Regions from separate parts of the Homo sapiens genome. Here region 2 is linked to region 1. The links are chromatin loops, found by intact Hi-C in ENCODE. Cell type or tissue: ovary. All regions are shown on one strand. Each heading gives the region's core, and the rest is flanking DNA. Links, peaks and the distances in the headings are about the cores only. Region 1 has its middle 16 kb from the start of PDGFA-DT. Region 2 holds the start of LOC124901809 (a long non-coding RNA gene).

Evidence for each region. Hi-C counts contacts between places; a loop is a spot of excess contacts. Peaks named below come from ENCODE experiments on the same cell type or tissue, not always from the same donor. Only the 100,000 strongest peaks of a DNase experiment are listed, where the experiment ranks them.
Region 2: a loop joins it to region 1, with 1.8 times the contacts of the local background. A loop is called at or near these places in 12 of 110 quality-filtered maps.

The regions. Positions count from the first base shown.
Region 1 is chr7:529,535-544,063 of GRCh38, forward strand. No RefSeq gene overlaps it. Among named protein-coding and RNA genes, the nearest start is that of PDGFA-DT, 16 kb to the left of the region's middle. RefSeq lists a silencer at 1,153-1,349 and enhancers at 3,488-4,045, 9,128-10,071, 10,072-11,013. In ovary, for the core only: no CTCF peak of the experiment used is centred there; a DNase peak (open chromatin) is centred at 6,844.
Region 2 is chr7:337,803-352,331 of GRCh38, forward strand. LOC124901809 (a long non-coding RNA gene) reads right to left here and starts at 13,138. Exons shown (of 2, transcript XR_007060633.1): 1 at 10,383-13,138; 2 at 7,059-7,337. RefSeq lists enhancers at 1-8, 5,791-6,420, 14,291-14,529. In ovary, for the core only: no CTCF peak of the experiment used is centred there; no DNase peak of the experiment used is centred there.

The sequences.
Region 1 (14,529 bases), core at 2,777-10,776:
CTCGGCCTCCCAAAGTGCTGGGATTACAGGTGTGAGCCACCGCACACGGCCTTTCATGTTTTAAGTTTAAAAAAAAGACCGTTGGGTTTGACAGTGTAGACAATCGAAAGATCTCGTAAAAAATTTAAAATCTAAACAAATGGAATCCTTTAGTTTTGCGTTACACTTAATTTCCAGTGTCCCTGTGTTCTTATCTGCATGTACAGAACAACATATTTGCCACATTTTTAAAGCACATTTATATATCGGGGTCTCTGCTCATGCTCAGAAAACCACTGATGATGTGCAGGAGAATCACAGCTGGGAAGAAACACAGGAGGACCTTTTCCTTCATCACCAACCATGCCCCCCCCCAGCCTCCACCCCCGCCCCGAGGGAGAGGCCTGGGGAGCACAGGCTACTTTCTGAGCTTCCGGAAGTTGCAGGTCAACCTGGCGGCAATTTGGCACCAGGAGCCACCAGTGTGGCCGCGGCCCCTGACCCTGTAATCCCACATCGGGCACCCAGCCTAAGAAAACGACACGTTTGCTTCAAGGGCTCAGAGCACCAGGATTTAAAACAGCAACTAGGAACAACCTAAGATCCTAGGTGCTCCGAGATCAAGATGCCAGAAAATAAATCAAATCAAATCAAATCCCAGGCGCAAACGGCCCTCGTGTTCTTACCCCTCCTCTCGCTGTTGGAAATCGCGGCTCCATTTATGGGTGGACAGAAAGACAGCCTCCTAGCACCGGGCTTATAGCTTCCACGCCCTGTTCTTCTCCAAGCCCTCGCCCGGCGCTGCCCGGTCCTCAGGGCGCGACACGACGCTGCCCGCTGAGGCGTCAGAGCTTGGGGCTGCTTGTCACGTTTCCTCCACACCCAGCGTCCGGATGCTCTGTGATGTGTTAATGTTACTTCTCTAAGAATCACTGTTGCTTCTGGGGTTTTTTTGTTTCTGTTTTTGTTTTGAGACGCAGTCTCGCTCTGTCACCCAGGCTGGAGTGCAGTGGTGCAATCTCGGCTCACTGCAACCTCTACCTCCCGGGTTCACGCCATTCTCCTGCCTCAGCCTCCCGAGTAGCTGGGACTACAGGCGTCCGCCACCACGCCCGGCTAATTTTTTTGTGTTTTTCAGTAGAGACAGGGTTTCACCATGTTAGCCAGGATGGTCTCGAACTCCTGACCTAATGATCTGCCCGCCTCAGCCTCCTGAAGTGTTGGGATTACAGGCGTGAGTCACGGCGCCTGGCCCCAGAAATGCTGTTGCTTCTGTTTTATAAGAGGCACTGGGGCATGAAAAGCTATATCTCTGATGGGGCTGTGTGCCTGGCGGGTCCTGCCTGGCTCTGGCCCCCAGGTGCCCTCTGAACGGACAGTGCTGCCTGGGGACGCCCCTGGCCACACAGGCCAGCCCCCGCCACTGGGCCAGCAGAGCTGGGCTTTAGAGTTGACCTCCTGCCGACTGTGTGACCTCAAGCAACTCACGCTGACGCCCTGAGCCTCAGTTTACCCGTCTGGGATGCGATGACTGCCACTCCAGTGCTGCTGTGATGGGAAAAACAGAAGCCGTGCTGAAGACCCTCCCGGCCCCTGCAGACTTGCCACCAGCCTGGTCCCTGTTCCGCCAAGCCTGGGAGTGGGGCCGGGCAGGGGCAGGCGGGGCAGGGGCAGGGGCGGGGGGCGGGGGGCGGGGGCCAGGGTGGCAGGGGGTGGGGGGCAGTGCTCAGCGGGTGGGCTGGTTGGGGGCGTGGCTGTCCTGTGACGGTGCCGTGGCTCGGTGGGCTGGCCTCAAGGGGAGGCTGGAGGGTCTGGGTGACTCCTCTTCCTGGCTGAGAGAGACTGCTTCACCCACACTGCCCTTGGGGGCCAAGTGAGGTGTGGGGGCAAATGGCTTTCTTGTGAAACAGACTCCGAACACCCTGGGGTAGGCACCAAACCATGCTGAGGAATAAAGAGCTGAGAAGTGGGAGGGAGACAGTAAACTGAAGGAGAATAGGAAAGAGGAGGAAAAGGAGGTGAGCAGGGAGGTGAGCAGGGAGGTGAGCCACGAGGTGGGGGGTGAAACAGAGAGAGGAGGTGAGGGAGGAGGTGAGCCCCAGGGTGGGGTGAGAGAGGAGGAGACAGGGGAGGTGAGGGGGACAGGGGAGGTGAGGGGGACAGGGGAGGTGAGGGGGACAGGGGAGGTGAGGGGGACAGGGGAGGTGAGGGGGACAGGGGAGGTGAGGGGGACAGGGGAGGTGAGGGGGACAGGGGAGCCACGAGGCGGAGGGTGAAACAGAGAGGAGGAGATGGGGGAAGTAAGCCACAGGGTTGGGGGTGAGACAGAGAGGAGAGGGGGTGAGAGAGAAAGGAAGTAAAAGAGCAAGAGAAGGTGAGAGAGAGAGGAGGTGAGAGTCAGAGAGGGAAGTCCCCAGCCCCGTGCCCACTCCATGGCTGCCTGGTCTTTCCCCTCAGCCCACGCAGAGAGCAGGGGGAAGCTGGTCCTCCCACCCCAACGCCCGTCAGGACCACGCTCACATCACTGCAGCAGACGGGACTGCATACGTACAGCATGGTGCCAACCAGTGGGACATGGAGACACCATCTCTCTGACCCCCAAACAGAACCTGACGTGCGCAGGTGTCCTAAACCAGCAGGACTCCCCAGTAGGCCCTGCAGGTGCAAGATCGAGCTCCAGTTTGCGGCTGAGGAGACCCATTGACGTCCACGCTCATGGTGGCCCTGACCTGGGAGCTCAGGGGGTGAGGCCAGGCGGGGGAACTCCTGTGTCCTTGCTGAAGTTCTGCGTTGGGGGCTGGTGACCTGACTGCTTAGCCTCCTGCAGGAGGATCCAGCTGCCCGTCATCTCCCACCTGTGAGTTTCCAGACAGGAAGAGAGAAAGCCACAGCCCACCCCACCTGGGTCTATCCTTAGACATCATGACCCTTGGCTGTAATGACAAGAACCCAATGCATTCTGGCCCAAGAAAGCAAGAGAATGCATTGGTCTATGTACCTGTTGAGCTCAGGAGTGAGCAGTTTCAGGCATGGCTGGATCAGGGCCCTCGGCCCGTGTCTTCAGAGCTGTCTCCTGCCCTCATCTCCCTTTCACGGCGGCAGGAAAGCAGACTAACACCCTCGCTGCCCCAGACTCTTGGAGTGGCTGGATCAGGCACTGGGACCTCGTCTCCCTTTCACAGCAGCAGGACAGCAGACTGACACTCAGCCTCACACTCACTGCCCCAGACTCAGAGCTGCGAAGCTGCATCTCACTGGCTAAGTCTGGGCTCGTGCTGCCCCAGGTCAGTGACCATGGTTGGGGACAATGCTCTGCTTGGCCAGATCTGGACACAGCACCCAGGACCCCTAGGGTCACCAATGAGAAATGGCCCCCGGCCCTCCAGGCAGAAGAGAACACCACGCTCCTCCCTTCCCAGGCCTGCCTGAGGGGACTTCCCTGTCCTCACCCAACTGCAGCTCCCGCACTGTCCTGGCTGGGCGACCTGTGACCCCTGGCAACTGTAACCCCAGACATAGCTGGCGAGCACTTAGCTGGAGCACTGAGGCGTGGGGTGGGAGAGACCTGGGGCTCAAACCTCCCCTCTGAGTGACCTCGGCACACTCTTCCTCCTTGGGGTCTCACCCCCTGGCCATTGGGCGAGGATTCGGGTGAGCAGTGGGTGAGCTCTGAGGTCCCTCCCTGTCTGGACCACTGGAGAAGCCATTTTGGCCTGGGGCTGTTTTTCTGGACAGGAGAGAACAAAATACATCAGATAATCTTATCCTCGCCTCGCTGTGACCCAAGGTGCACCTCTGGGCTGTGGCACAGACTCCCCTCTGGTGGGATAGCATCCCCCTGCCCCTGCGTGGAAATGGCAGAAACCAGGCTTCCCCCAGCACCCGGGACGTCCAGTCCCGCGGGGTGCCAGACGTGGGTGGAGGGAAGGAGGGAGGTGGCAGCTCCGCCGCTGGCTGCTGTGCACCTTGGATGGGTTGCTTTCGTCTCTGAGCCCCGGTGGCCTAAAGGTGATAAGGCGCAATGCAGCCCACGTGGCTGCTAGTGAGGGCTGTTTACAGGAACACCGCAACAGGCTCAGCACAGACATGGTGCGTAGCCCAGGGCAGCTGGCACTCGTCCTGGCCTGGGGGAGAGGGCTGTGTGTGATGAGGGGTGCACAGACCCACTGCCTGGCATACAGCAGGTGCCCAGTGAACAGGAGCAATTCTGCCCCACCCTGGTGGGACAGGAGCCCGGTCAGTGCCCTGCTCTTCACAGCCTCGTCTGTTGGGCTGGACAGCAGGCAGCCCCCTGAGCCGCAGGTGCCCGGTGATCCCACCTAGCACAAGCCAGACCTTCCAAGCCCTCAGCCGCAGCCAGGACCACAGCGCACCCCTCATCCTCGAAATCCAAAATAATCCACACAGCAAACTGTGGTGTCCAGAATGATCCCCAGATCTGCTGACTGTAAACTTCTGGGTGAGATTACCAGAGAGGGCCCGTCACTCTGTCTCCCCACTCATCTCGCTATCTCTGTATTGCTGTTTCTGTTCTGGTCTCTCCCCCCGGTCTCTGTCTCCCTCTCTCTCCATCTCTCCCCATGTCTCTGTCTCTCTCCATCTCTCCATTTCTCTCTCTCTCGCTCGCTCACTCTCCCCCTTGCTTTGATAGTGTGATTTAAGACACTTCCATTCAACAGTATTTTAAGTTTTTGTAGCAACAGGATCTTGCTAAGTTGCCCAAGCTGGTCTCCAATTTCTGGCCTCAAGCTATCCTCCTGCCTCAGCCTCCCAAGGTGCTGGGATTACAGGGGTGAGCCACTGCGCCCGGCTGCATTCAACAGTATTTATTTTGCACGTACTGTGTACTCTGTGTCCACCCCGTTCTAGTCAGGGGACGCAGCAGGGACACAGTCCCACCCTCATGGGACTGGACATCTGGAAGGTGAGGATGGGTGACAAACACGTGAACCAGGGGCTTAACCTGCCTGTTGGACAGTCTGGCTATTTCAGCTGATGCGTTCAGCTCCAGAAAATAGAAACTCAGCCCAAACACAGTCAGGGATCTTACTGGGAAGCCCAGAGGCGGGATTCAGGAGAGGTCTGATCAAGGGTCCGGCTCCACATCTTGGTCCTCCTCTTGGGTTCCCTCATGGTGACAAGACGGCTGCCAGGAGCGGCTGGAGAGCCCTGGTTCTCGTCAGCAAGAAAGAGTGCGAACCACCCGTCTGCCTACCGGTAAGATCAATGAAGCTCTTTCTCAGAACGCAGTCCTTGGCCAGGGGGCTGAGATGCCCACTCCTGAACTGCCATCCGACCCATGGATCGCCTGTTGTGAAGAGCGCCACGACCTCGCCAGCACTGACCCCTCTGGTCAGTTCTCTTATCTGATAGGACATCACTGCAGCATTGCACACCTGCCCCCGATGTGCCGCCTTCTCCTGTTTCAGGACCCCCAGCCCTGTGTTCTGGAGTCAACCCCGGCTACTCCTTCCCGGGCTCCTCTTTTCTTTATTGTTTTATCTTGTGAGACAGGGTCTTGCTCTGTTGCCCAGGCTGCAATCACAGCTCACTGCAATTTCCACTTCCCAGGCGTAGGTGATGCTCCCACCTCAGCCCCACGAGTAGCTGGGACTACAGGTGCAAGCCACCACACCTGGCTAATTTTTGTATGTTCTGTAAAGTTAGGGTCTCACTGTGTTGCCCAGGCTGGTCTTGAATTCCTGGGCTCAAGTGTTCCTCCCGCCTCGGCCTCCCACAGTGGTGAGACGCCAGGCGTGACCCACCATGCCTGGCCCGGCTCCTCCTCTTCACCCTGGAGGGTCCAGAGCTCACTCTTCACCGTCTTCTCATGGGGGCAACACTGCCTCCGTCCTGACAACTGGACTCGGGTCCAGCTCTGCCCAACACCTCTGCATGGGTGTCTAAAGACAAGCTGATCTCATTATGGCCCAAACAGAGCCCCAAACCCACAGCGCCCCAGCTTCGTCCCCCAGGCAACAATGACACCACCTCCCAGCCACCCAGGCCAGCAAGGGGCACCCGGCCTGCACCTTCCCCCTCACCTGGTGCCTCTGGTCTGGGGGAACCCCTGTTGACTCAACCTCTGAGCCTCTCCCAAACCTAACCAGGTAGAACCTCCACCTGGCCCCACCTCTTCTCCAGGGATAACTGTGGCCTCCCTTCAGCCTTCTCCCTGGATCCCCTACGGTCCTAGAGTGAGCCTTAATTTTAAAACCTAAGCCAGCCGGCTGGGTGCGGTGGCTCACCCCTGTAATCCCAGTACTTTGGGAGGTCGAGGCGGGCAGATCACCTGAGGTTGGGAGTTCGAGACCAGCCTGATCAACATGGAGAAACCACGTCTCTACTAAAAATACAAAATTAGCCGGGCGTGGTGGTGCATGCCTGTAATCCCACCTACTTGGGAGGCTGAGGCAGAAGAATCGCTTGAACCCAGGAGGGGGAGGTTGCAGTGAGCCAAGATCGCGCCACTGCACTCCAGCCTGGGCAATGAGAGTGAAACTGTCTCAAAAAAAAAAAAAAAAAAAAACCCTAAGCCAGCCAGGTCACAGCTCTGCTCCGTGGATACCCCAAAAGCCCAAGGAAAAGGGAAATCCACCATAAGACGGTAAAAGGAACCCCTGGCAGGAGAGGTGAGGGGCTTGGCTCCTGAAGACACCGCCCTTGCCAAGTCTGGGGCCTTCCCCTGAGTTACAGAGCACTTCCCTGGCAGATCACAGGTTAAAAATAATTCTGTCCTCCCTGCCCGGGCTCTTGTTGGAGGAGCTGATGGGGGCAGAACCCAGACCCACCTTCCATTAGCAAACCTCAGGGGCTAGGTCTGGCCTGGGCCCAAGCCAGCCCCACCTGGTCCCTAGGGAGCTCCTAGGAGGCAACACCGCCGGCTCTTGCTTTTCAAAGCCATTGTGGTCTTCTGGCCCGTCGGCGAGGCCGTGTGTGAAACCCAGCAGGAGGGGTCTCCAGGAACCACAGGGTGTCACCCAGAGTGTCCAACAGAGACCCCAGAATTCCAGAGAGGCCGTGAGGTACCACGGATGAGGGTCACTCAGCCCTGACGGCCCGGGGTCCAGAGTCTCCTTCTAGCCTGTTCCTGGATGACAGCCACGCTTACCCTCAGTATCCCAGAAATGATAACATTTGCTGCCATGGTTCTCTATTGCTGCCTAATAAACCACCTCCAAATGCAGAGTCTCAACCCAACAGTGAAGACCTCATGACAGGCACCATGGCCCACGCCTGTGATCCCAGCACTTTGGGAGGCCGAGGCAGGAGATCATTTGAGCTCAGGAGGTTGAGTCCAGCTTGGGCAACACAGACCTCATTTCTACAAAAAATTACAAAGTTAGCCAGGCGTGGTGGTGCGTGCCTATAGTCTCAGCTACTTGGGAGGCTGAGGCGGGAAGATGGCTTGGGCCCAGGGGTTGAGGCTGCAGTGAGCCGTGATCGCACCGTTGTACTCCAGCCTGGGCAACAGAGCGAGACCCTGCCTCAAAAACCAAAAACAAAACAAATTCATGACTTCACGGTGTCTGTAGTTCAGGAATTCAGAAACGGCTTCCCCGGGATCCTGTGGACCAGGCCGTGGTTGTTAGGTGTCGGTTTCTCACCCTGCAGCTGCTTGAGTGTCCTCACAACATGGCGGCTGGCATCCCGGGGAGCAAGAGGCCCAAACAGCAAGGCCAAAGCCACCGTGTCTTCTCTGACCACTCCTGGGAAGCCCCACCCCAGCACAGGCCCTGTCAATGCAGGAAGGGCTATGGGAGGGCACAGACATGGGGAGGTAGGACCTCGGGCCCACCTGGAGGCTGGCAGCCACCCTTGACTTAATGCTGCAGTGAGGATGAAATGAGCCAATGCCAGTGCCTGGCACATGGGGGAGTTTTCTCACCACTGGGCACCCCCAGCTTCTCCTCGGGAGACTTGCAGGGGCCTAAACTCATCCATATTCACTTCCAAGAAGTGGGCTCCGTGAAGCCTTGCCGAGCCGGGGAAGCAGCGACGGAGGGTGCCTAGGTGTGATGGAGGGTGCCTAGGTGTGATGGAGGGGGCCTGGGTGTGGTGGAGGGGGACCTTGTTCAGGGGCCAGGGGGCACTCACCTTCATGGTGCTGGAAGCCCCCAGGGACAGTGAGCCTGGCTTTCACCCTCCTGAAGAGTCCCCCCCCCAAAAAAGACATTGGCCAACCCAGCTCCCAGGCTTTCACTCTCCTGGTCCCCGCCAAAAAAAGACATCGGCCCACCCGGCTCCCAGGTGGGAGAGGGACCTGATCCACCTCCGGGGCCAGCCTGCCAGGGACCTGGCCTTACCACGACTGCCCTCAGCGTCCTCAGCTGTGAAGTGGGGCTGATTTGCCTACACTCCAGGGAAATCAGGAATAGAGAGAGTGAGTTAATCCATGGAGAGGGCTGGGAACAGCGCTGGGCACAGGAAGCACCAGGAAATCGACTCCCCCACCAGGCTGTGGCCCTCACTCACACGCCCCCCTCCCTCCACGCCTGGCCGCCGGCCTTGGGTGCAGGGAACACACCCACCCCAGCTCCGTGGTTGTGGGCGGCCCGGCCAGGCCCTGCTTAGGTTCTGGGGTGCACTGCAGGGGTGCACAGCAGGAGTGCGCTGCGGTGGATCAGGGCCGTGGAGGGCCCAGCCTGGGGCTGACCTGACCAGAGCCCAGGGGAGCCGGGGTCCCTGGAGGAGGGCGCCCCTGGTCCAGGGGCTGCAGAGGAATCTGAGGCGGCTTCCAGGAGGAGGTGGCATTTGAATCCAGCCTTGAAAGACAGCAGCAGCTGTCCCAGGCCTGGAATTTCCTCTTCCCATGCAGCCAGGCCCCACCCCTCTTATCTGCCTCCTCGGGGAGCTGGATCCCAGGGACCTTCCCGAGAAGGGCAGCCCAGCCTGGCCCCACCCCACCCCAAGGCCGCAGGCTGTGTCACCCGCCTGGAATGCACTTTCCAGTCCTCCCCTCCCTCCCCCATGCCAGCCCTTCACTTCCTGACCCAGCCGGCCAGGCCAGCCCCCAGGCCTCAGAAAATCTGGGGGCCCCCCCGGGCCTGTCACCCCAGAAAGGTGGGGGGAAGGGGGCACCCCCTAGACAGGAGGAAGGAGCTCCTGAGAGTCTCACCTTACAACCTCCCCATGGGGACAGCAAGCCCTCAGTGTCCCCTCCTAGGCCCCCAAGGAAGCCAGACTTGCTGAGAGGAACACAACTCACACATCCCCCCAGGGCCCCCACTTCCTCACCAACCCAATGGGGGCTCTAGGGGCGTCAGCATCCTGCGGTTTCTTAAAGACGCTGGCGACCCTCCTTCACTCCGGTGGCTCCTCCAAGCCTCTCTACAGCCCAACTGGACAGATGGGCATGGCCCCAAGGTGTTTCGAGCCAGCCAGAGTCCAGAGCTGGGGTCCCCTCTCGGGCACAGTTGCCCGCCCTACCCTTTCCTTCCCCATCCCTCAGACTGGTAGGGTCCCAGGAGCCGGCCTGGAGGTCAGACCAGGAATGCCCAGAAGCCAGTGGAGTCAGCAGGGCTCTGAGCATTCCCCACACGGGACCCTGCCTGCCACATAGGACCCCGCCTGCCACACAGTCACCTCCCCAGGCCCTGAGCTCAGAGCAGTTGCCCTCTGTCGCCTGCACAGGGGGTCCTGTCTGCCTCCCCTGGACTTGGAAGGACCCTTCCAGCTGGCGGGGGGCTCCCGTTTGGGGACAAGTGCCTCAGCTACGCCGGTGGAGCCTTGGTGAGGAACCCCTGTGCCCCCACTCACTGCGGGCAGAGGCACCACCTCTGGGGGCCGGTGTGAAGCCAGACTCCTAGCCAGCCCTGCAGCCTGTCCCAGGGGCCAGTAGAACCGGGAGGGGGCCGGGTGTGTAACTGCCTCCTGAGGCCGGCGAGTAGATTCCTGAGGCTCAGGGCGGTGCCCTCCTCTACCTGCCCACACACTCCAAGGGAGCTTCAGTCCCCACCTGCCAGCTGGAACAGGGGCTCCCTGAGGGCCCGAGTCCCCAACGCTAACACAGGAGGCACCAGGGAGCGTCTGCGGAATTAAACCAACACTCTGTGTGCACGTCACACGTTTAGCGGACACAGGCCCAGGCTCCCTACACTGGGGTCCCCGCCCCTGCTCTCCGGCGTTCCGAGCCTAGACGTGGAGGTGAACAGACACGTGGCCTCCTGCGCCGGGGGTGGGGTGGGGTGGGGTGGGGTGGGGTGGGGTGGGGTGGGGTGGGTGGTGAGGGGGTGTGCAGGGCTGCCTGGATGCACTCGGCCTAACGGCCCGGGAAGAGCCTGGGGCCTGAGAATTCCAGCCACCACCACCCCAGGGGTGCCGCCCACTGCTCACAGGGCCACCCACACCTCTAGCCACCTCATCGGGCCTCCAGGCGGCTGCCCTGTGTGGTGTGGGGGGACTCCCAGAGGGAGTGAGCCCGCCCTCCTAGGAGAAGCCTGGCCAGGTTCCAGTGGGGTGGTGGCCCGGCCCATAAACAGGAGGGGTTTATGGCCCAGTGACAGGCAAAACTGGTGGGGCAAGCCCAGGCTAGATCCCAACCCTGAGCCAAGGACAAGAGGATTCCAGAGTGGGAGCAGGAAGGCAGGGGTCCGTGGAACCAGCCTGCTCCCCTGCTCCCTACGGGCCTCCTCCACCCTATCTCAGGGACCCAGGCCCCAGTCCCAGAGCACCCAGGGGCCACCCCCACCCCGTCCCTGGCCAAGCCTCACCCCCTCCAGAGCGGCCTGTCACCACCTCGGGGTGGGAGCAGCCTCTCTGCTCTCCATCAATGCGGAGAGTTGATACCAGGGTTGTCTACCTTCATGAAAGTTACTTGTTGTGATTTCTTCGGCCTACAGAAAAATATAAACGTGGGCTCCTAGGAGCACCAGCACATGACCAGGACCTCGTCCTTCTAAAGCGTGTAAAGTTTGCTTTACTGTATTGACAGCAACAATAATCAGACCAAAAGCAAGATGACAAGACTCCTTCTCACTCGGGTAGTTCGGAGGAGCAAAGTGTGAGAGGCCCAGCGGGGCTGCAGCCTCAGCTCTGATACCCCAGCCAGACCCGCTGTCTCCCAGACTCAGTTTCCCCACCCCGCCTAAGGTCTCCGGGGCTCCTCCGCGCAGCGATTCCATTCCTTCTGACCCAGGCTGCCTCTGCAAGAGTCCCGTCTGGGTTTAGAGTTGGTCGTACATTCATTCATCCAACATCTGAGTGTTCCCTGTGTGCATGGCGCACAGTGTGGCCAGACACACACTCTGGTGTAGAGGAACCAGCCGGCCTGTGCCCGTATCATGAACGCCGTAGCCTGTCCCTGGGACTAGACAGCCAATCAGGCGTTGTGCGCAGCATAACTAGCTTGATGCCTGCTGACCCCCAGCCAGAGCTCACCTGGGTCAAGAGTTCCTGGACCCTGGAAGGTGTGGTGGTTTGAAAACAGGACCACCAGTCCCTTGATCTCTCACATCAGCAAGTGGGGGTCTGTGTCCCCCTGGATCCAGGCAGGCTGTCTCATCATCAACCACAGACTGTGCTGGAAACAATGCTCTGTGGCCTCTGAGACTCGGTCGCAAATGGCCACGCAGCTCACACCCTGCCTGCTGGAACAGGGGCTCCCTGAGGGCCCGAGTCCCCAACGCTAACAGCTGGCTGGAACCAGCTGGCTTTTGGAGCCCTCAGACGTCTCGAGGGAAATCTAGCTCCACTAGAGCCACCATGCTGGGAGGAAGCCCAAGCCACACAGGATGTAGGCGCCGCCCCACCCAACCCCAGGGAGCCCGCTGAGCCCCCCACCCCCACCTGCAGGGAGCTTGCTGAGCCCCCTCCCCCACTCCCAGGGAGCCCGCTGAGCCCCCCACCCCCACCCCACCCACAGGAAGCCCACTGAGCGCCCCCACCCACCCCGACACCCAGGGAGCCCGCTGAGCCCCCTACCCCACCCCCAGGGAGTCTGCTGAGCCCAGACCCCAAGCATCACGGAGCACACAAGCGCCACTCACCGGGCCCTGTCTGAGGTCTGCAGGGCAGCATCCGTAGTGAACATGAGGCGTCTGTTTCGTGCCACCACGTTTTGGAGTGTGATGCACACAGCAATCACCCGACAGATCGAGGAAGGGCCACAGGACAGGCTGCGTCCATGGAGACGTTTGCCGCTTTTCCAAAACTGGGGGCCGCTGAGAGGCACCTGGGCGTCCCTCGTCAGGGAGTTCTCGGGGCCAGCCACAGGTGGGGAGACGCTTGGCTTAGGTAATAGGAGGATAGGAGAGGAGGCCTCACTTCCAGCTGCTGTGCTCAGGGTGGGGCACGCAGAGGCCTTGAAGAGTAGGAGCAGGCAGTATTCCAGGATGACTGCAGGCCCACCGGGCCCACTGGGAGCTGAAGGACATGGCGCACACAGCAGAAGCTCCGGGAGGCACATGCCGGACGTGGGGAGGGCCCAGTTCCCATCACTGTTGGGTGTGACAGAGACGTCATACGCGACAGCAGCTCCACAGCCGTGAATGTCCTCTGCACCAGACCCCATTCAACCAGCTCCACCTACACAGTCTCGCGTCAGCTCACCCCCAACCCCACGCAACCAGCTTCACCTGCGCAGTCTCGCGTCAGCTCACTTCCAACCCCCTGCAACCAGCTTCACCTGCGCAGTCTCGCGTCAGCTCACCTCCAACCCCACGCAACCAGCTTCACCTGCGCAGTCTCGCTTCACCCTCACCTCCAACCCCCTGCAACCAGCTTCACCTGCGCAGTCTCGCGTCACGCTCACCTCCAACCCCCTGCAACCAGCTTCACCTGCGCAGTCTCGCGTCAGCTCACCTCCAACCCCCTGCAACCAGCTTCACCTGCGCAGTCTTGCTTCACTCTCACCTCCAACCCCACGGGGCAAACATTATGACCCCACTTTAGAGATGAGCAGTGTCAGAGGAGTTAAGGAACGTGCCTGGGGCCACACAGCAAGGAAGAGCTGGGACTAGGGTTTGAGGCACGTTAGGTGACCGTGTAATTCTCTGCTTTACCCAGCACAGCGCACGCCAGCCAGCCCGGGCAGGGCCGCAGCATCCCAGGCCGGGGATCGCCAGGCTCCTTTTCAAGTGCATTTCTGAGATACAACAGTCAATTTCCCCAACTGCGCAAGTGAAAACAATGTTTGGCTAAGGAGGCTGGTGAGGGGCTGACAGTCTTAATTCTAAGGGACGTCTCCAGCGGTGACACGGGGCTCCGTCCCCAAGCAGACCCCCTGCTGGGATCAGTGGAACCCGACCCAGTGACCTTCTGCCTGGCTGAAGAAAGCCCTATGGGTGGATTATACAACGCGCTGCGTGCCTGCAAGATCTGACTGTAAAGCTGTTCCCATGAGCAGCCTCTGAGAGCCTTCGTGGCCCCCAAGCAGGCCAGGGGCAGGCCCAGACTGAGGGGTGAGGGGAAGGCCTCCCTGCACTTGGTGGAGAAGTTAGAACCAGACGAGAGGAACCCTCGAGGAAGGGAAATCCTTTGACCAACTGGAGGTGGAGCTCGGGTAGGAAAGTTAGTCACCAGCCGCCTAATTTGGTCACATTCCAGGAGGCAAGAGCGGCCCAAGAGGGGAGAGAGAGGTCAGCGTGGCTGGTAGCTCTGGAAGGGGCAAGGATGAGCTGGACTCTGACGAGGCCAGGGCAGGCCCACAGCCCATCTGGACCGGGGAGTCTCCTAGGCCAGAGCCCTTGGGGCCGAATGGAGCTCCGAAGGGTGGGGCCCAGGATCCCGGAGCCACCCCTGCCGAGGGCCTCCTGGCCCGACCTCCAGACATGAAATCACCCCCAAGTCCCAGGCCCCATATGGCAGGGCCTGCCTGTCTCCCCAGCGTGGCAGCCGGGGGGCCCGGGAGGAAACTGCCTGGCCTCAAAGTGAGTCACCCCCGCCGGCTGATTCAGCCACCCTGAGCCAGGGGAGGTGAGGCCGGGACTGTCCGTGGTCTGGAGGGGCCTCGGCCAAGCCCAGTCCCCAGAGGCCAGCTCACCCCAGCAGGGCGCGTGGGCCGGTGCCACTGTTCAGCCTGGGACCCCTGCCGAGCCTCTTACGGCCAGTAATTAGCTCATTCCACCAACAGCCTGGATGGGTCGTGACACCCATCTTACAGACGGGAAAGCTGAGGCCCTGAGAGGTCCAGGCTTGGGGTCCATATCGGGCAGGGCTGGGCAGCCCCAGGCAAAGCCCCTGCATCTAGAATAGTGACAGGAGCCTACAGTCACCTGCTGGCTTCTGGACCCAACAGAAAGTCCACCCTGCTTGGAATCCTTTGGCTAGAATTCCAGCCTCTGGAAAACTGTCTTTCTGGGGAAAGCTAGGCCACCTCCCAACTGCCAGGAATGTGTGAAAGGGGCTCAGACTGTAAAAGGAATCGGAATGAGTGAACAAATGAAGGAATGAACTAATGAATGAAGAAATGAACGAATGGCTAAAGGAATGAATGGACAAACATGAATGAATGAATCAACAGATAAACAAATGAGCCAGTGCTTTGTCAGGACAGCAGGTGTATGAGTCCCCACTGGTCTGCCTCCTGCCCCAGGGGAAGCGGTTTCCCTG
Region 2 (14,529 bases), core at 3,211-11,210, 190 kb before region 1:
CCGTAGCTAGGGATGCGTCTGTGGACTTCGCGCCCCAATCAGGGCCTCCCTGGACCAGTGGAGGAGCCTGTCGTCCTGGTCCCTCATGGGTGAAGCTTGTTAACCCCGAGGGCCCCTGGACCAGCGGAGGAGACTGTCGTCCTGGTCCCTCGTGGATGACGCTTGTTAACCCCGAGGGCCCCTGGACCAGCGGAGGAGCCTGTTGCCCTGGTCCCTCGTGGATGATGCTTGTTAACCCTGAGGGCCCCTCACCAGAAGAGAGGCGTGTTCGGGTTTAACCTGTGGAGAGGCTGATATCCTTGCAAACGTCTCCCAGCACTCCTGCCTCTAAGTTTAGTGCCACACAGAGACCAAATAAAGGGGAAGGAATGGGAAACATCTGGAAACACTGACAGTGTGACTCTTTTTTTCCTAAAAAACTGATAAAAATAGTGTCATAGACAAGTTCGTTTTCTAGGCAATGTTATTTTAGGCAGGATGTGTTAATGGCATGAGAATTAGTACAAATTAAGTAATTAGGCTAGGCTGGCAGCTAGAGCTGGCAGGCGCCAACAGCCCGCAGTTCGACAGTTTCTGTCCTGACGCTGCGTGTTTGACAACAGCGGTGAGGGAAGCATGCCACACAGCAGAGGATGCGGGGCAAGGGCACGGGTCGGTGGCCAGGGTGCTCTTGAACACCTGTGTCCTCTGGGTGTCCCTCTGGGACTCGGGGACAGGGCAGCCCAGACTCAGACTAATCCCGTGGGCCTGGAGTGCTCAGTGGACACCAGGCCAGCCAAAGCCCTCCTGCCGGCTGTCTGGGCAACGACCTTCACTCTGGACAGAGCTGTGGGGCCAGGAGACCCTGTGAGGCTCACCGACCCCCAACCCGGTACCCCGCTCTCTTGCAAGGGTGTCTGCCTGTGCCAATTTTCACAGCAGCGGGTGGGTTCCGTGGGCCTCCACAGGTGCCTGGCTGGACAGCAACGTTGGTGATGGCTCCCTCATAGCGACCCGCTCTGAGAGAACTGCTAGCCCCTTTCACAGATGGGGAGACTGAGGCTGCAAAGATGAGCGGATTTCCCAGAGCATCAGAGCCGGGGGTGGGAGAGCTGGATCGCTCACTCTCCTCCATACCTTCCCAGGTCTAGGGCAGGCAGGACTCCGTGCAGGACCCCCAAGAGCCCCGCTCTGTGCGACGAGGATGGCAGCGTCCAGGGCACGTCCTGGCTGCCGGTGTCCTAAGGGCAGGATGGGCAGCTCTGCTGGAGGCCTCCAGGTGCTGCTGGTGGGAGCCATGCACCCAGCAGCTCTAGCACGGCAGGTTGCTGTGCATGGCCCAGACAAGCCCCTCCTGTGCTCTCAGCCTTAGTTACCTCCACTGCAGGAGAGGGCTCCAGGCTCGTTGGGAGGGTTTAAAAGTGAGATGCACCCTGGGGGACACAGGAAACACTCAGCAACCATCATCCTTGCCGCTACTGTGGGCCCTGGACACACCCTGGACTGAAGTCCTGTTCCCTCTGTGACCTCCCAAAGCCCAAGCTTCAGTTTCTCTCTTAGTCAGTCCATCTTCCAGAGAAACTTAGCTTTCAGCAGAATCTCCTTTCTTTCTTAATTTTTTTTCTTTTTTTGCGACAGGGTCTTGCTCAGTCACCCAGGCTAGAGTGCAGTGGCGTGATCATAGTTCACTGCGGACTTGACCTCGTGGGCTCAAGGGATCCTCCGCCCTCAGCCTCCCAAGTAGGTGGGACTACAAGTGCACGCTGCCACACCCAGCTAATTTTTAAATGTTTTGTAGAGACCAGGTCTTGCTATGTTGCACAGGCTGGTCTTAAACTCCCAGCTTCAAGCCTTAGCCTCCAGATCCTTCTGCCCAGCCAGAACATTCCCAGATGGAACCAGGTGCCTTTTCCCCATTATACTCCACTCCCCTCTCACTGGTGCACCCCCAGTGCATCCCAGCACCTTGCCCAGCACACACTCAGTGCCCAGAAATCATTCACTGGGGGCTTGGATGGCCAAAGCCCATACCAGCCCCTCCTCCCCAGAGGCGGCCCTCCATCCCCAGGCTGCTCCAAGCTCCGTAGGAAACAGACCACATGCCTCCCTCACAGCACTGGGAAATTCCTGGAGGCGGCCACCATTTGGGGCCTGCCATCTTCCCACAGGGGCCTCGGAGGAAGCCCCAAGACCCAGCCTCTGGCTACCTTGTGACATCCTCTCCTAAAGGACTGGCCTAAGCAGGAGAGCAATTGGATCCCAGCACGGGTCTCACTTTGGATTTGCCAAAATCAGGACTTAAGGCAACGGTTCGGTGGAGGATGTGCTTTGGGAGGTGGTCTCAGAAGCACAGGGAAGGTGTGGGTTGAAGACCCACAGAGGAGCAGGTTCTGCTGCAGGCAGCTGGGGCTCCACCGTGCTGGCAACCCCTGAGGAGCTGTTGTGAAACACACCTCGACGCCACCCTATGGAGGGACAGGAATCCCGGGGCATCTCCAGGACTGGCATCTGTCACTGGCCTGAGGTTGCCCCTGGAAACAATAACACCTGGCACTTTGGGGCTGTCCTGAGTGAGGCTGAAAACGTTTCCAGCCCCCTATGCGAAGCTGCAGTGGCATACAGGGACCTGAGAGAGGCGTCAGTCAGGGTGCACGGGAGCCGTCCGATGCACCTGCAAGTGGACTGAAAGGGGACCCAAGGGGCCGTGGGTCAGTAGGCTTAGTGTCTATTAAAGCAACAAATCCCTCTGAGGGAGGAACGGCACCATCTGTGTGGCACCCCTCTACGCGGCACACGGGAGGGTGCAGTGAGTGTGCCATGCACAGGAATATGATAGCGACCTTGCCCGAGGGTTACTGAGGAACAGGGAAAAGGCTGTGTGAGGCTCCTGGGCATCTCATCGGAATACATTACCGTGCACAGCAGGGCTTAACGCAACAGAAGGGCGTCTGAACTGAGGAGGCCGGCAGGGTGGGTCCCCCTGAGGGCCACGAGGGAGCGTCGGCTCCAGGCCCCTCCCGCCTCCGGTGCTGGCCGCGGTCCTTGCCACTCCTTGTCTTCTGGCCATGCCACTCGGATCTCTGTCTCCATGTCTCTGTGGCCCGCTTCTCTCTGTTCTCCTCTTCTGATAAGGACACTTGTCATTTGATTTACGGCCCACTGGACATCCAAGAGGATTCCAGCTTGAGGTCCTCAGCTAATTACATCTGCGAAGACCCTGTTTCCAAAGGTCACATTCGAGGGTTTGGGTGGGCACGAATTTTGAGGGGATACCGTCCGATCCGGTGCAGGGACTTTCCAGCCGCAGGCTCTAGGGAAGGCTCTGTGCTAAAATGCATCCCCGGTTCACACTGCAGGGCAGGAGTGTGCGGGCGGAAGGAGCCATGCTGTTGAGGGGCCTGGGTAACTGTATAACCTGAGGGTCTCCATGTTTTCCGGCCTGCGTGGGTGCCTCTTCCACGTGAGCTCTCCCACCCCCCCACTCCAGAGGGGCGTCCCCTCAAATTGTCATCTCTCACCACCCTGGACTCTTCAGGGCAAACCGAGCACTGCTTAATGGAAACATTGTTTCTTCAGAGGTGACAATTCCCCCACACCAGCGTCGTCTCCAGCCTGGGTAGTCGAAGTGGGGTTCCTGGGCCTGCAGCTCCAGCATCACAGGGCTCCGCCCCGACCTCCTAAATCACAAGACCCTCAGGCGATTCCTGCATTTGACAATGTGTGAGAAGCACCGGCCTGTGTGGCCAAATCAACGGACAAATTCTCCCCCGGCATCCACGCTTGTCCCCCGGCATCCACGCCTGACCCTAGTGGTCTTCATCTGGTCCAGAGCTGCCCGAGGAGACAGGACAGAATGCAGCAGTAAGGACGACATTTCCTTCTGCTCACGGGTCCACACCAGGCATGTTTCTGACAGCAAGGGTCCCCAGCAGCCCTCAACACTCCAGAGATACTGGGATCCGGTGTGTAGGTTCCCACTACCCCTGCTCACTTCAATGACTCCAAACTTTTTCTGACCATCAAGCATGTTTTTCTAGAAACCCTGTCTTGCCGGGGCAGGTGTTATCAGCCACGTCCTGGTCTGTCCTGCAAAAGGAGGAAATGGCCACGCGCCACCTCCTAGTTCACCTGCACCTGTGTGGGCAGGTCCCGTGCACCCTGACTGCTGCCACACCTGCTGGGGCGTGAGGACTTTCTCGGGCCCCTCGATGTGGCTGTGTGTCCAGCTCCCAGGCACTCAGCGCCCTGTCCCTTGTCCCCTGTCTCCCGCCCCCTTGTTTACCAGTGGGGAAGACAGGCCTGGCCGGTGGGGGTGTGAGTCTGTCCCTGGCCCCAGCTGTGGAGCAGCTGAGCTCATTGGAAACCAGGCTGCGGGCCTGAATGCAGCCCTTGTCTCCTGGCCCCTGTTAATAGCCTCTATAACTGCCCAGCATTTCTATTGACTCAAGATAAGTTCCGGGGGCCGGAGAACAGCTCACTGTTTGGCACATGTCTGCTGGCCAGGCCTGGCCAGACCGGGATGGCAGGGTTTGGTGAGTCCTGCAGGCCAGGCCCCAGCGGTTGGTGCTGGCAGCTCAGCAAACAGCCTGCCCGGGCCACATGTTGCCCTCCTTATCCCTCGGGCCCCGGCCAGTAACCTTGCGGCGATTACACTATCAGCCTCCCTTGGCAGTGCCAGCGTGTGACACACGTCACATGTTCTCGAAACTCTGTCCAGAAACAGGTGTTCGAGGTGACATCATATCTGACCAGAGATCACTAAGTCTTCCGACTTCTATCAATATTTGCATTTCCAGCTCCACGGAGAATCTAATCAGACTTCTGATGACACCTGCCGTGTTTCTGACCCACTGTGCTCCTGGCTGTGGGTATCGAGCCCCCGTCTCCACTCATTTTGGATTTTTACCCTCCTGAGGGCCTAGTGAGCTGACAGGAAGGGCCTCTGGGGTGGCCAGATGAGGGGAGCAGAGCCAGGGGGTCAGGAAGGAGGCCCTGGAGCAGGAAGAGGTGGGGTCCAGGCTGCAGGCCTCAGCCTGGGTAGGAAGAGCCCTTGCTGGGCCCTTGGCCTTTGGTGGCTCTGTCCACACCTCTCCAGGACAGAAGCTCAACATGCAGGCCCCAAGCGCAGCGGAAGACCCAGACTCCAATGGCCAAATCAGGCCCAGTCCACAAGTGCATCCCAGAGGCCGGAGCAGGGCAGCCCTTGGCCACCAGACAAGAGCCAACACTCTGAACCACCACGGATGGGTCCCTGCTCTAGCGGAGGAAACCGCACCCTTTTTAAAAGAAAGAAGCAGAAATAAGAAAACAGAGCCCCGTGGCACCTGCAGGCGGTGGCGTCTCTCAGGCCTCTGGAGCTCAGGCTCTGGGGAGGGGTGAAGCCCCTCGTGGGCAGTGAGTCCCCTCTCAACCAGCCCCAGAGGGCCCCAGAACCCCAGAGAAACTCCCAGCAGCATCTGGGGTTGTATCGAGAAGCCACGAATTGGAGATAACGCCCACCTAATGTCAGAACAAATACGAGGCTGAAACCAGAGAGGCCTGGGAGAGATAAGACAGGCGCTCGCCCGGGCCGTGACCCCCGGCCACCCGCACCCCCATCCCAGCCCAGGAGAAACAAAGCCTCCAGAGCCTCCCGCGTTAATCATTTCTGGGCAGTCCGGGGCAGGGAGGCCCCGTTTCTTGGCTCCCTGGAGGCCCCGCCTGCCAGACCAGGCCAGACCTCGAGGTTTCTGGGGGTTCCCGTGCCTGGAACCCAGCACCGTGAGACCAGAGGACCCAGCAGTGAAGGAGGCAAACCCTGTCCCCGAGCTGCACACGCTGGAGCTGCACACGCTGGAGCTGCACACGCTGAGGGTCAAACGTGACATGCAGGCTATTCAGAGAACCACACAACCACACTAGTTAGCGGACAAAGGGCGGCGTGCCCTGAAGCCCGGGGCCGTACAGCACTGTGGGGTTCCTCACAGGCAAGGGGGATGCGGTAACAGCTTGAAGACGCACATTCCGACTTCAGGAAGCGCCATGAGGCCGGGAAGGGCTCCGTGCCTGTCCCTGGCTGAGGCTTCACTGGGCATATGAGGAGCATGAGAGGGACAAGCTCCTCCAAACCCAGGCCCATGTTGAAGTCAGTGTCCCCCAGCTCCCCTGCTGAAAGAACTGGGTGTGACTGGGCAGGGGAGGGAAGGGGAGGGGAGGGCCTCTCAGGATTCCGAGGAGTCTGTGCTCATGGGGATGCCCAGGCCGCCCCCCAGCCACTGGCAGAGAGGAGCCGTGGTGCCCAAGCCAGGCGGTGGGTCAGAGGCCGAGCGGAGCCTGGCTGGCTGGCTGTCCATGGGCGGCCTCGGTCCGGTTCTTGTCCATTCTTGTCCAGGGCAGTGAAGCTCAGCCCTGCAGAAGCCGAGTGGCTGGGGGGAGCCTGCTTGCACCCACCCGCGGGCAGAAAAGACGCCCTGGCTGGGTGGGGCGGGGAGTCTAACCCCTGCCCTGGCAGGTCAGGTCTGCGGCAACTTCTCCGACATGGGGGGCAGGTGGTCTTCTGGGCCAGGCTGGGAGTTGGCAACTGGGAGAGGGAGCAGGAGGAGAGGGAGGCTGAGGGCCCTGGGGGCCACTAACAGGGGAGATGGGGAGGGCCAGAGTCGCCCCCACAGCGGCCACAGGACAGGACAGCGGCGGGACAGTGGCTGAACCCAGTCCCAGGTGCCAGGTGCTCCTCACCTGTGGTGGAGGACTCCACGCACACGCCAGTGGGATCTTCCTTCGAACGGACACATTCCAGGGGAGTGTAGATTATTGGGCTCACACAGAGGAAGTCGGGAAGCACAGATCAGGACCTGGGAACCCCGTTCAAGACCAAGCAAAGACCTGGGCCACAGAGCAGCAAGAGCTGGAGTGTGGGCTCAGCCGTGTGACCCCAGGTCCTCCCTGTTTCCATGAAGGAGAGGCACGTTCCAGGCAGGGCAGGAGAGCTCAGCTGGCCCCAGGCAGGGAGCGTGTATGCAGGTGCGTGCTCGTGTGTGCACGTGTGTCTGAGCGCGTATGTGTGCGTGTGCAGAGTGAGAGCGTGCTGACCCTGGTAACAATTTGAATTCCAAAAGCTTTATTATAACCTTGCCTTTGTTCGTGGATGTTCAGTGAAAAGGTATTTTCCAGAGCAAACACTATCGATCCGGTGTCATGAATCCTGGACCAATGGTCTAACCTTGAAGTCCGTTTCCAATCAATTTTTCATTTGCCTGAAATTATGTTCACAGAGCTCATTTTTCTTCCATTTCCGTTTTACAACAAAATTATGATTTACTCTGAGTTCTTTGTATCCGTGTTCATGATCACGGCTTCTCACACGGGGGTCCTTTGGGAACCTGTGGACAGGGTGAGATCAGTCGCTGGGGCAGATGCAGGCCTCTCCCCACTCACTCCTCAACATCCCCATCTTTGTGGAATCAACATCCACTTTTTGGGAGGTCAAATGTTGCAAAATTCTTTCCCTCTAGCCCAAAGGAAAATTGGCTGTGGATATGTTAGTGGGTAACGATTACTCTGTATGGACGATTTCTGCTGTTTTTTTTACTTCTTAGAGAATTATGTGATCTCCTGAGCTCGTGATCCACCCACCTCGGCCTCCCAAAGTGCTGGGATTACAGGCGTGAGCCACCACACAGACCATCCTGGCTAACACGGTGAAACCCCGTCTCTACTAAAAATACAAAAAATTAGCCGGGCGTGGTGGCTCACGCCTGTAATCCCAGCACTTTGGGAGGCCAAGGTGGGAGGATCACGAGGTCAGGAGATTGAGACCATCCTGGCTAACACAGTGAAACCCCATCTCTACTAAAAATACAAAAAAATTAGCTGGGCGTGGTGGCGGGCGCCTGTAGTCCCAGCTACTCGGGAGGCTGAGGCGGGAGAATGGTGTGAACACGGGAGGCGGAGCTTGCAGTGAGCCGAGATCATGTCATTGCACTGCAGCCTGGGCGACAGAGCGAGACTCCATCTCAAAAAACAAAAGAAAAAAAAATGAATTATATGAAAGGCTGATATTTTGTGGGGTTTTCGTGTTGTTTTGTCTTGGTTTTGTTGTTTTGGTTTGTTTTCAGTGAATCCTGGAGAAAATCGTGAGCTATTTTATGTGACTGAGAAAAGAGAGAGACAGGAGAAGAGGGAGAGGGGGAGGCAGAGGGGCGCAGGAAAGAAGAGACAGATGGTCAGGGTGGGCAGGGTGTGAGCGGGACAGCCTCCAAGCTCCACAGGATGCATGATTTGTGTCCCCTTGACTGGGTCACGGGTGCCTAGTATCCGCCTAAGCATTATTTCAGGGGTGTCTGAGGGGGTGCTTCCGGAAGAGCTTGGCATTCGAACTGAAAATGAGCGAAGATGCCTCCCCAGTGTACACGGGCACCACTCCAGCCCTGAGTGAGGCTGGTTTGCACTCTGCCTGCCTGAACGGGATCATCTCATCTCCTCCTCCTCCTCTCCTGCCCTAGGACGGGGCTCACTCCATCGGCTCCCGCGGTTTCAGGCTTTCAGGCTCGACCGGAACGCACTGTACAGGCTCCCTGGGTCTCCAGCCTGCAGACGCAGGTGGTGGGACGCCTTGGCCTCCTTAGTCGATGAGCCTGGTCCTCACGGGACATCCCTATACCTCTGCCTCCTGTTGGTCTGTTTCTGTGGAGAACCCTCAAAAACACACCATGAGGTCAAGAGCCCCCAGCCTGGAAGTGATGAGGTTGTGTCTCACGCCAACCACCACCGCTGCCACCCGGGGTCACACGCCAACCACCACCGCAGCCGCCCGGGGCTCACACGCCAACCACCACCGCCGCCGCCCGGGGCTCACGCGCCAACAAACACCGCCGCCGCCCGGGGCTCACACGCCAACCACCACCGCCGCCGCCCGGGGCTCACACGCCAACAAACACCACTGCCACCCGGGGTCACACGCCAACCACCACCGCCGCCGCCCGGGGCTCACACGCCAACCACCACTGCCGCCGCCCGGGGCTCACACGCCAACAAACACCACCGCCACCCGGGGCTCACACGCCAACCACCACCGCCGCCACCCGGGGCTCACGCGCCAACAACCACCGCTGCCACCTGGGGCTCTCATGCCGACAAACACCGCTGCTGCCCAGGGCGGCCTCTGGCATCGGATGTGCAGCGGTGGGCGTGCTTTGGGCCTCAAGACTCAGACAAACACCCCAGTGACAAGGGGGTGTGGGCGGGAGGCAGGGGGTGGCCACGTGGTCACCCTGGGAACCAGTGGGGAAGACCATATGGCCAAGGCCACCGCCCCTCCCATAAACCCTCCTGTCCCTCCCAGAAACACCCTCTAGGGTGGGCCTCTGAAGCTAGTGGAGCGGGAGTCCCCCCAGGGTGTCTAGACATCTCCCTGGTCCACAAGCAGACACATGCTCTGAGTGAGACGGGCCGGGCGACCCCAGCTCTTGCCTGATCCCTGGACACACGTTCTTGCCCTTGGAGACTGAGGTTCCTCCTTGGTGGACAACATCAAGCTCTGCCCAGGGGTCAGGGCAGGGCCTCGGCGGGCTGTAGGGATCACCCCAAGACGCTTCCAGGTAGTCCTTCCCTCGGGCCAAAGATGTGGCCAACAATTTGCAGAAGGGAACGACGCCAACGCTGACCCCTTTGCCATCACTGACCCCTCCACCAATGCTGACCTCCACCAACACTGACCCCCTCCGCCATTGCTGACCCTTCCACCAATGGTGACCTATCTGCCATTGCTGACCTCTCCGCCAACGCTGACCTCTCCTCTGTCGCTGACCCCTCCGCCATTGCTGACCTCTCCGCCATTGCTGCCCTGAACTCACCTTGACTGGTTCAGAGCAGAACCAACGGCCCTGCCCTCCCGGAATCTTCCCGCACTTGGGAACAGCAGTTGCGCTCGCTTCTGCCCCTTGGGAAGCTGCCCACAAGCCCTGAGGGGCCTCCCAGCCATGGAAAACCCTGCCCTGTGGGTTGCATTCCACCAGCCTGCCCCACAGTCCCCGCTGAGTAGCGCGGGAAGGGAGGCTCCTGACCCCCCAGCCCCCCTCCGCTCCTCACCACGACCTTCTCGTTGACCCCAGGCCGCGGGGACGGGGTTCAGGGTCCCTGCCACCAATCCCATGTCCACTATTGCCTCGACAGAGCTCCAGCCCCAGGGTGCATGGGGCAGCTGAGGGGCCCCAGCTCCATCCCAGGTCTGAGCCATTCCTGAGAAGGTGGAAGACAGCACCCAGAACACAGAGGCCCCCACCGGGCGTCTGGGGGCAGGGCCACAAGCGGAGGGAGGGACATCTCACAGCAACATCTCTCTTGCTGGGCTGGAGAAAACCAATTTCCTCTCCCTGCTGTGTCTGTGGGCACGCCAGTCCCTTTTTAATTTAACCTGAATTAATTACCAGGGCAGAGGCAGGTGTTCCTCCTCGGTTTCTCTCTCCGGCTCTTTGCCTTGTCGCTTGCAAGCGCTGGGCAGCCTGCGGGGAGATCTGTCCAACAGTGCCAGGGTCCAAAGACCGAGGGGCCCCGTGCAGGCCTGGGCACTCACGTCCGTGGCACCTCAGGACCACCAGCAGCTCCGGGGGGCTCAGAATCCCTCCAGTCCCTGCTGGGGGTCCCTTGTTGCTTTATCTCTGCAGCTCTCGATTCCTAAGCCTTTCCTGAGTACAGAGATTCAGATTCTAAATCAGCACAGGATCAAAGAACCAGGGGCGACCCACGGACATCCTTGCTGGGCCCCGGAAGTGTGGCTGAGCCCCTGGTGGTCCGGGGAGAGCACAGCCTTCCAGGCCTGACCATGGAGACCCCGGCTTGGTCCCACCTAATCTCTGCAGACCACAGGTTGGTGACGGGTCTCTGGGATGAGGCTGGAGCTGGGAGCACCTCAGGCTCAAAGGAACTTAGCATTTTGCTCCAGGAATAGATAGCCCAGGGTGGGCGGCTGCGTTTCCATTTTCAACACACCCAACCTCAGCACAAGACTCCCAGATCTGCAACGGGGATGGTGACAGTCTCAGTCGACTGTGGCCAGAGGGAAGAAAGGCCCAGGGGCCGTCAGTGGCTTTCACTTCACTTTACAAACGGAAAAACGGTGTCCAGGCGGGGCAAGGTCAGTGGCAAAGACAAGATTCATGCTCAGGTCCCCTGGCCCCAGACACTGCCTCTCAGTGAACACTGGCTGCCAAACCTACCAGCATTCCTGAGACACAGAGAACCCAGTGGGGTCCTCACAAGGCCAGGCATCGAGGTCCTTATCAGGGACCCTCCAGAAAGGAGACCAGGCATCTCGTGTGCCCAGCCCCGCTGGGTGCTTGTCCCACAGGCACGGTGGAGGAGAATCAGCAAGTACAGGAGTCATACACCAGTGATCGGATGTGGCTTAGACTCAACAGGACCCACGGGCCCAGGACGCAGGAGAGGAGGCACTCGCCCACCTGGACCTGGACACCGCCCCTGCATGGGGGACTCAGGAGAGCAGGACCACGTGAGCTGCTGGGATACACATGAGCCGCCCGGGCAGCGGGTCTGCACCCCATGGGAAACACTGCAGAGAAGATAAGAATCAAATGTTTAGTGAAACAGGAATCCTAGCAGCTCCTGACCTGCACCAAGGACCGGGCTGGGAGCCAGGGCAGCCTCAGAGGCTGCCACGCAGGTGACCCAAGGTCCCCTCGTGATCCTGCCATCTCAGGCCCGGAGGAGAGCGTCCCATCTCCTCCCCGGAACCGCGGCATCTGGCAGCCGGCCAGCTTCGTGTGTCCTTAAAGGCGGGGTTCTCCACCTCAAGGGTGCGGCGCCCACCTCCTCCGGGGCCTGTGCCTCTTCAGGTCTCGCCTCAGTGCCAGCGGCAGACCCTCTCAAAGCGTGGCCTGCCGACGCCTGTGTCCATCCTCATTAACAGCCAGATTCAGGGACACCAGCAGGGTGTCACGGGGCAAGTACCTCATGTTCGAGTTCTCCACGCCACAGCCTTGCTGCTGAGAGACCACCCACTATGGAAAGAGCAGGCGTGCACAGCTATGGGTCAGCAGGGCCTCAGATGGACGGTCTCTCCCTCTGCAGGCTGTGGTCAGCAGGCCCCTGGATGCAGGCTGGCCCTGGATGGACGGTCCTCCTCTGCAGGCCGTGTTTGGTGAGTTCGGTTCACATGCATCTCGTCCTCCATGGTCCAGTTGGCTCACTGGACTGTTCGCTTTTCGGCCTGGGCAGGACCACAAGAGAGCAAGGCCGAAGAAACCCGCACTGGCACACATCAAAACACAACTCCACACAACGTCCAAAACTCATGCTCACACACATCAAAACACAACTTCGCACAACGTCCAAAACTCACACACACACACATCAAAACACAACTTCGCACAACGTCCAAAACTCACACACAAAGACACGACTTCACACAGCGTCCAAAACTCACGCTCACACACATCAAGACACAACTTCACACAACGTCCAAAACTCACGCTCACACACATCAAAACACAACTCCACACAACGTCCAAAACTCACGCTCACACACATCAAAACACGACTCCACACAACGTCCAAAACTCACGCACACACACGTCAAAACACAACTCCACACAACGTCCAAAACTCACTCTCACACACGTCAAAACACAACTTCACACAACGTCCAAAACTCACGCTCACACACATCAAGACACGACTTCACACAATGTCCAAAACTCACGCTCACATACATCAAAACACAACTTCGCACAACGTCCAAAACTCACGTTCACACACATCAAAACACAACTTCGCACAACGTCCAAAACTCACACACACACACACAAGACACGACTTCACACAACGTCCAAAACTCATGCTCACACACATCAAAACTTCACACATCCAAAACTCACGCTCACACACATCAAAACACAACTTCACACAACGTCCAAAACTCACGCTCACACACATCAAGATACGACTTCACACAACGTCCAAAACTCATGCTCACACACATCAAAACTTCACACAACGTCCAAAACTCACGCTCACACACATCAAAACATAACTTCACACAACGTCCAAAACTCACGCTCACACACATCAAAACACAACTTCGCACAACGTCCAAAACTCACACACACACACATCAAAACACAACACACAACGTCCAAAACTCACACACACACATCAAAACACAACTCCACACAACGTCCAAAACTCACGCTCACACACATCAAAACACAACTTCGCACAACGTCCAAAACTCACACACACACAATCAAAACACAACTGCACACAGTCCAAAACTCACGCTCACACACATCAAAACACAACTTCGCACAACGTCCAAAACTCACACACACAATCAAAACACAACTGCACACAGTCCAAAACTCACGCTCACACACATCAAAACACAACTTCGCACGTCCAAAACTCACACACACACACGACACAACTTCACACAACGTCCAAAACTCACGCTCACACACATCAAAACACAACTTCACACAGCGTCCAAAACTCACGCTCACACACATCAAAACACAATGTCCAAAGCTCACGCTCACACGCGCGTTGAAAGCAGCCGGAACAACACAATTTCCTCCAAGGGGAAATGCCGATTCGAATGACAGCGAATTTCTCATCGGAAACCATGCAGGCCAGAAGGAAGAGGCACAGGTTTTCGGGCTGGTGGGGGCTGCAGAGGAAGCCGGCGGGGCCAAAGCGTTCTGTGATTGAAGGCGCTGACATCGGCTTCCTGGTTGTGACACGGCGCTCAGCTTTGCGAGATGGAACCATAGGGGACATTGCAAAAAGGGCACACAGAATCTCTCCGTATTAATTCTTAAAATTGCACAGGAATCTACAGTTATCTCAAAATAAAAATTTAATTAAAAAAAAAGTGATATCCTAGAGTCCTGCCCCACCCCCAGTATCTTCCAAACAGGACCTGTTGTCACCAAGTCCCGCTCCCAGCACCGCAGAGAGACCTTGAGCCTGTGCCTCGTGCCTCAGCGCAGTCCGCACCCAGCTCACTCCGTCCCCGGAGCCAGCGGCTCTGCCTTCCCATCGTCCTCTCTCCCTCCAGCAGCCGGGGCCACAGCCTTCAGAAGCACGTGAAAGCAATGCCCCCCGCTGCTCACACCCATTACGGGCTCCCTCTTCCTCCAGGGACGAGCGCCCCGTGGGCCTCCATCAGAGACCTGCTCCCGCCCAGGGTCTTGGCACCTCCGCCCTCCAGCCCGTCCCCAGATCTTGGCTTTGCTGCTTCTCGTCACGCAGGGTGTCCTTGCGTCTAAGTCAGCAGCCCCCTCCTGCCCGGCTCTCCCCACCCTCTTGCCTTGCTTTGGTTTCTTCTGTGTTTGATGTCAGCTGACTGATCTTGCTTCCCTCTCTGCCCGCCTGTCTGTGTCCGTCCCCGCCCCAGGAACTGGTGTGTCTGTGTCAGGAGTCGGTCCAGGCTCCGGCACCTGTGGGGTGCCCGCCGTGTGGCCTGCCTTCCACATGGATGACCGGTTGAAGGGGTGCGGCCTCCACCAGCTTGTCCAGGCTGCGGGCGTCCATGCTCTGTCACTCGGATCCCCCCTA